Linked DNA regions of Homo sapiens: regions 1 and 2 are each linked to region 3. Evidence: read pairs that join two places in POLR2A ChIA-PET (ENCODE). Cell type or tissue: OCI-LY7. All regions are shown on one strand. Region 1 overlaps DLGAP1 (DLG associated protein 1). Region 2 overlaps DLGAP1 (DLG associated protein 1). Region 3 overlaps DLGAP1 (DLG associated protein 1).

What was found. ChIA-PET counts read pairs that join two places held together with the same protein. Peaks named below come from ENCODE experiments on the same cell type or tissue, not always from the same donor. Only the 100,000 strongest peaks of a DNase experiment are listed, where the experiment ranks them.
Region 1: POLR2A ChIA-PET joins it to region 3 with 5 read pairs; 2 of 35 experiments call an interaction of 5 or more read pairs at or near these places.
Region 2: POLR2A ChIA-PET joins it to region 3 with 7 read pairs; 2 of 35 experiments call an interaction of 5 or more read pairs at or near these places.

Annotation. Positions count from the first base shown.
Region 1 is chr18:3,941,616-3,944,115 of GRCh38, reverse strand. All of the region lies in intron 3 of DLGAP1 (DLG associated protein 1), which reads left to right. Among named protein-coding and RNA genes, the nearest start is that of DLGAP1-AS4, 19 kb to the left of the region's middle. In OCI-LY7, no CTCF peak of the experiment used is centred here; no DNase peak of the experiment used is centred here.
Region 2 is chr18:3,723,906-3,726,405 of GRCh38, reverse strand. All of the region lies in intron 7 of DLGAP1 (DLG associated protein 1), which reads left to right. Among named protein-coding and RNA genes, the nearest start is that of DLGAP1-AS6, 72 kb to the right of the region's middle. In OCI-LY7, no CTCF peak of the experiment used is centred here; a DNase peak (open chromatin) is centred at 1,065.
Region 3 is chr18:3,659,379-3,661,878 of GRCh38, reverse strand. The region is part of intron 7 of DLGAP1 (DLG associated protein 1); the gene reads left to right. Among named protein-coding and RNA genes, the nearest start is that of DLGAP1-AS6, 7.6 kb to the right of the region's middle. In OCI-LY7, no CTCF peak of the experiment used is centred here; DNase peaks (open chromatin) are centred at 528 and 948; H3K4me3 peaks cover 1,671 bases; H3K27ac peaks cover 2,500 bases.

The sequences.
Region 1 (2,500 bases), 280 kb before region 3:
CGTCCTATGGGTACAGAAGTGATGAAATGTGCACGAGAGACTGGAATCATTTCTTAGAGCTGCCATTAAAAAGTACCACATACTGAGTGGCTTAAACAACAGAAATTTATTTCCTTATGTTCTGAAGGCTGGAAGTCCAAGATCAAGGCGTTCACAGGGTTGAGTTGTTCTGAGACTTCTCTTCTTGACTTGCAGGTGGCTGTCTTTTTCCTCTGTCCTCACATGGTCCTCCCTGTGTGTCTGTGTCCTAATCTCCTCTTCTTCTAAGGAAGCCAGTCATGTTGGATTAGGGCCCACCCATAGGACCTCATCTGAACCTAATTGCCTCTTTAAATGCCCTATCTCCAAATACAGTACAGTCACATTCCGAGACACTGGGGGTTAGGAATTCAACTTAGGAATTTGGAAAGGACACAAACCCAAATAGATGGTCTCATTTAGAAAGAAAAAATGAATTATAGGCTGTTTTATTTTAATTTGGGTTTCTTTTTCATGCCAGTTTTTCTCAGGTATGCTTGATACTCTCTGAGTTATCTCCCCTTTCCAATGACTGACCAGTTCTACCGATTTGCAAATTCATAAAAGGAGTAATCTGGTGTTAGGCCCAGACCATTTCCTAGCAGTGATGTTCTTTTCCTCATGCCAGAAAAAAAAAAAAAAAAAACCCTCTCTTTCACAGTAGATAATCCTCCATCTTTGCAGTTTATCACCTTAAAAACCTTGACATGAATAAGCTCTTTGATGATACCAAAATAAAAATAGTCTTTTATAAATAAGTCAGCAAAGCCTGGCGATCTGTGAAGGCAGACTTCCAAACATCCAAGCGAAGTTTGTTGTTCCTTTTTCCCTTTCTTCTTTCAAAAACAGTTATTTGTCAATTTAACCTCCTTGATCCATGGAAAATGACAGAGGCGTGCAGATTCAGAAAGGGAAGACAATAAGAGCAGGTGAAGTTGAAGATAGGAGATTGATGCCAGGGAACTAAATAACCAGAAAAGACATGTGAAATAGAGAACCGAATGGAGAGCACAAAGAAAATGGTAACCAATTTTCTCTGAAAGTGAAAGGTAAAGAAAGCTGAAGATGAAACTACCTATTTATTTTTAATAGCTGCATCAAGAGATTGCTTAGGTGGAAAAAAAAAAACAAAAATGTTGCTGGTTCTGATTATCATCCTCAGGCTGAATCCACCCCACCTGGTGTCCCAGCTCCAAAATTCTACCCAAATCGTTACTCCCGTACCCAAACCCTAGACGGTATATCCATAGCAGAAAAAAAATGCATCTTCATAGTTTGAACAAAACAAATAATTTTTGGAAACATTTTTCAATTCAAGAAACATTTACTGTTTAGTAAGTGTTAGGTACTGTTCAAAATGAATTTCTGCCCTCCAGGAAAGCAAAAGCCCAGAACAGATTAAAGGTTTCTGGTCTTAACTCCAGCTCCAGGCTGGCTTGGCTCACTGTGAAGGGGCAGATGCACTTTATCCTGTTCAGTTTTTTCCATTCTATTTGGACGGATGGGAGACCAAGTTACTGCAGCCCTTCCTAAGACAAATTTGGTTGGCACAAATTCAGATGCCATCGCTTTGTTGATCCTTCCTAGAACTTACTTACTAGTCTGAATACAATTTCCCAAGATCATCTCCTCTGTCACCAGGACCTGGAAAACGTATTCTGAAGCTTTCCCCTCCGAGGCTGGAGGTCCTGTAATACAGAGGTGGAAAGCTCCGACTGTGCAGTCAGACGCCTGCCTTCCGACACCAGCAGTTTTAGTTTCAACAACTTAGACACATGATTGAACCTCTCTTTCAGCCTGTTTCCTCATTCATAAATTGGAAGATAGCAACACTCAGAGGGCTGTTGTGGGAACATACTGGAAACATGCATGTAAATCCCTAGGCACAGTGCCTGGCTTATAGTGAAGGCTCTTCATAAATACTAACTTCTAGAAAATGAGGCTCATTAGCTCACTTCAGGTCACAAAGTTGGGATGAAACAGGACCACTACCTAAATCCAAAACCCATGATCTTCACTATACATGTTGTCTCTCTCCTAAGAAAGACCTGGTGATTGTCTTTGTCTAATTTTCATCATCATCTCAAATTTCCCCTCAGATGATTAAAGACCTATAATTCTTTGGGAGGCTGAGGTGAGAGGATCTGCTTGAGCCCAGATGTTCAAGACTAGCCTGGGCAATGTAGTGAGGCCCTGTCTTTACAAAAAATTTAAAAAATTAGCCAGGCATGCTGGCATGAGCCTGCAGTCCCAACTACTTGGGAGGCTGAGTTGGGAGGACCACATGCGCCTGGGAGGTGGAGGCTGCAGTGAACTGTGATCATGCCATTGCACTCCACCCTGAGTGACAAGGCAAGACCCTGTCTCAAAAATAAGGACTTATAATTACAATATAATGTTATGTACCTTTTCCAGAAAAAAATGTTTTTATATTACAAAAAATATTAAGTTCTGTTATTGCTAATGAGGTGATGACTGTTAT
Region 2 (2,500 bases), 65 kb before region 3:
CAATACTGTCATATTCATTTTCTTCCTGTAGTTTCCTTTTTACATTGAATCAAGTATAATTTCCTGTAGAAAAATGCAGAAAATTGATTTTCTTACAGGACCTAATAATTTTTGAAAGAATACACTCATCTATGAAAATTGAGAAATGACTTTGCTCTAATTTTATTGATTTCCCCACATGCACGGGTCAGATGCACATCTCGGTTTAGTAGGACTTGATGTAGATTTGTCCTTTTCTCTCTTCCTTTGCTCATTATTTTCAGATACTCACAACAGATGTTGTTTTTCCTAAACTTACCCTTTGTCCTAAAAAAATTCCTCATTTTGTCAACTGCACTTATTAGGTAGAACTTCTCTCCACAGCAATCCACATTCTAAATCTTTGACATTCGGGTCAGCCCATTTTAATTGCTCACATTTTCAGCAAAATATGCTATTAAATCTTTCTCTTCCAGCCTTGTTCTTTATTCGTATTCATAAAATGAAATCACAGACAAGAGTCTGATGCCACAAGAGAGAATTATGAAGATGGGCTCAGCTCTAGGTGGCTGCAGGGATCCTCTAGGTATTAGTAGGTGAGCAAGGATGAATGGAGATACCTCAGCAAATCAGGAAAAATTAAGGATGAAGTTACGGAACTTAAAGTTATGCTTCCTTGGGCTTATTGACTTCTTGGCTTGTCTAACTATGGTAGAATCTTAGGTTCTTTCAGCCTGTAATCTACTTCAAGCACCCAGATTTCTCTCCATCCAATAGACTCAACAAGTTTTCATATAAACCACAGTGCCTGGGACTATTAGATTAATATTAGAGGAGGAAATATTAGAGCAGTTAATATTACAGTAGGAATATCAGGGTAGGAAAGTAGAATGCAAACATGATTCAGTTAATATCATGACTGAAAAAACAAGAACCCTTGCCTCAATCATCTAAAATATTTCAGGTAACAGTAGAACTTGATGCTGGAAATACACCCAGACCTCCACTTCAGAGGATTGGATTAAACCTGCCTCTGAAGGAATATACCAATGCAATTCTATGTGTTTAAGGGGAAGTTTTTGTTTTACTTCCTGTGCTGAATATTTCCTAGGACCTATCAAAAGGCATTATCACATTGTAGCTAGGCAGACTTGTATCTGGTGATACCAATAGTCTAAATAGGCAGAAACATTGTCTAATAATCATATGTGGTGATCTAATTATTGTCTAATAATCACACATCCGGCCAAATACAGGCACACACTCGTAAATGTACAGAAAAAACTTCAAAAAGGACACAAAGTAAATCATTTGCAGTGGTTTCCCAGAAAGTAGTAGGTGGGGAGAGGCAGATGGTAAAGAGATAGGGAGGTATTAAAAATAAGTATTTAAGACTTTTTGTGATTTTAATGCCAAATATAACATTTGAATAGAAATAATGCTCCTTGACAGAAGTAGGCAAGCTATCATGATATATATTCTCTGGTGGGTTTTTCTGTTTGGTTGGGTTTTTTTTTTTTTTGAGACAGAGTTTCCCTGTGTCACCTAGGCTGGAGTGCAGTGGTATGATTATAACTTACTGCAGCCTCCAGCTCCTGGACTGCGATCCTCCACCTCAGCCTCCTGAACTCAGGTAGCTGGGAATACAGGTGCACATCACCACGCCTGGCTAATTTTTTTTTCATTTTTTGAGATGGGATCTTGCTCTGTCACCCAGGCTGGAGTGCAATGGTGCAATCATGGCTCACTGCAACCTCCGCCTCAAGTGATCCTCCCACCTCAGCCTCCTGAGTAGCTGGGATTACAGGCACATGCCACCACACCCGGATAATTTTTTGTATTTTTGGTAGAGATGGGGTTTCACCATGTTGGCCAGGCTGGTCTCAAACTCCTGGGCTCCAGTGATCCACCCGCCTTGGCCTCCCAAAGTTCTGAGATTACAGGCATGAGCCACCACACCCAACAGATTCTCTGGTCTTTTAAGAAAATTCTTCACTTTGAAATTCCAAAGAAGCTTTGTGTAGCAATAATACAAGTTTTATAAAGAGTAAATAGGTTCATTTGCCACACTGTTACTCTTAAAGTTTGGCCTGTGTGCTATATTTTGCTCTGTTGCCCAGGCTGCAGTGCAGTGGTGTGATTATGGCTCACTGCAGCCTTAACCTCCCAGACCCAAGTGATCCTCTCACCTCAACCTCTAGAGTAGCTGGGACCACAGGCACATGCCACTGTGCCCGGCTAATTTTTAAAAAACAATTTGTAGAGGTAGAGACGAAGACTTGCTATGTTGCTCAGGCTGGTCTCAAACTCCAGAGTTCAAGTGATCCTCCCACCTCAACATCCCAAAGTGCTAGGATTACAGGTGTGAGCCACTATGCCCCACCAATACTCTAATTCTCTTATTAGAGGAATTTATTAAACAATGATGGAGTTGAACTGTTCTCCTCTCCTTCACATAGTTCAGGAAGGGGAGTAAGAACCTAGGGTACAGTGTCCCCCATGGGAAAGCAGTGCTTACCCT
Region 3 (2,500 bases):
CGGGAGCAGTGGCTAACTCCTGTAATCCTAGCACTTTGGGAGGCCAAGATGAGCGGATTGCCTGAGCTCAGGAGTTCGAGACCAGCCTGAGCAACATGGTGAAACCCCATCTCTGCTAAAATACAAAAAAAAAAATCATCCAGGCATGGTGGCAGGCGCCTGTAATCCCAGCTACGTGGGAGGCTGAGGCATGAGAATTGCTTGAACCCAGGAGGCGGAGGTTGCAGTGAGCCAAGGCCGTGCCACTGCACTCCAGCCTGGGCAACAAAGTGAAACTCTGTCTCAAAAAAAAAAAAAAAAAAAAAAAGACCTTACAGCTTCTTCCCTCTGCCTAAACTTGACACTTAGGCTCAGCTGATGTTTATGAGTGTCTGCATGTGGCCTTTCCATCAGGACCGTCTCAGGACTTGTAACCTGCTGTCTCAGGCTTCCCGGAGGGAGTGGTCCATGACACCAGAGGGGAAGCTGCCTGTTTCATGAGATCTGGGCAGACAGCATCATTTCCTCTGTATTCTAATGGTCAAAGCAGCCACAGAGCTTACCCAGATTCAAGGAGAGGAGACATAGCCTCCACCTGTCTGTGGGAGGAGTGTGGAAGAATTTGTGGCCATTTTTATTCACCTATAAGTGACATCATAGAGGGTTTTGCAGTCATGTTAAGGCTTTTTGTCTTAAGAATTTCACTGGGCACTCTGGTACATGCCGATAATCTCAGCTACTTGGAAGTCTGAGGCAGGAGGATCACTTGAGCACAGCAGTTTGAGACCAGCCTAAGAAACATAGTGAAACTTCATCTAAAAAATAAATGAATAAAATAAGAGTTGGAAGGCTGTCACATGATCTTTTGAAAAAGTCTCTCCACCTGCAGCATGGGAATAACTTAGAAAAAGGATATTAAAGGCTGAAGTTCTTTTTTAGTTCCTCTTTCTCTATTGTGCCTTATCATACAGTTTCCTGTGAACATTGCTGTCATAATTTGGCCCAGGGTGATGACAGTTGAGACAAGAGAACTGCAGATTATTGAGGTATTTGAATATAAAGTTAGTTAACTAATATTTCTTGAAGTCCATTTAGGGCGTAATTTTGTCTCCAAGTAGCCAATAAACTTACTTGTCAGATACCTTGCCAATATTGGAACCCTAAAACACCTAAATATTTACTGCAAGTTATATGTATTCACTCTGCACATAGATTTTGACTAACTCCCTATAAAGAACAGCCTCTGAGTAGAAATAGACAGTGGTCAATATAATGAAATCTCAGTACTCAGCTCAATAACATCCATAATTGAAATAACGTATTTGAAGTACATTTGCTGGGATTGATAAGATCCTCCTTGAGGATACTCGGGAATGATCACCTTTTCATTCAGTAAATATTTTTTGTGTGTTTGCTCTATGCTACAAATTTCTGGGCAGAGGAGTTACAGCAGCAAACAAAACAGACCAGGTTCCTGCTCTCCTTCTGATTATATTCTAATGAGGAGGACAGAGGTAAACAAGGACGCAGATGTGAAATCAATGAGATAACTGCAAACAGTGAAAAGTGCTATTTTTAAAAAATAAAAGAAAGCCAGTTGTGGTGACAGGTACCTGTAGTCCCTGCTACTTGGGAGTCTGAGGCTGGAGGATTGCTTGAAATCAGAAGTTCAAGGCCAGGCTGGCCAACAAAGTGAGACCCCCACCCCCAATCCTTTTAAAAAATAAAAATTAAGTAAACAAATAAATAAATAAGAGCAATGGGATAGAGTTATTTCTGGCCTGCTCTAAATATAGTAATCAAGGAAGACTCTCTGAGGAAGTTATATTTGAAGTCAAATGTGAACAAAAGAAAAGAGCTGGTTATAGGAAGATTGGGCAGTTTAGGGCAGCAGGCAAGAGGGAGCGAGCCGCAAGTACACCAGCCAAGGGCAGAAAGGAAATAGCATTGCAAAGCACAGAAAGAAACCATGTGGCTAATGGGTCCGGAATAAGGGGAAAAGTCATGTGAGATGAAGTAGAAGAAATAGGGAAATAGGCCGGGCGCGGTGGCTCATGCGTGTAATCCCAGCACTTTGGGAGGCCGAGGCAGGCGGATCATGAGGTCAAGAGATCAAGACCATCCTGGCCAACATGGTGAAACCCTGTCTCTACTAAAAATACGAAACTTAGCTGGGTGTGGTCAGGCGTGCCTGTAGTCCCAGCTACTCGGGACGCTGAGGTAGGAGAATCGCTTGAAGCTGGGAGGCGGAGGTTGCAGTGAGCCGAGATTGCACCACTGCACTCCAGCCTGGGCGACAGAGGGAGATTCTGTCTCAAAAAATAAGAAAAAAAAAAAAAGATATTGAGCTGAGAGAAAAACAGTTGAGTTTGTTTTTTGTTGTTGTTTTCAATTGTATTTTCAAACACTTCTGCAGACTATGAAAAAGAAACCGGGGGTGGGGGCGGCGGGGGGTGGTAGCATCCGTGTGTGTGTGTGTGTGTGTGTGTGTGTGTGTGTGTGTGTATAAATGTATGTGTTA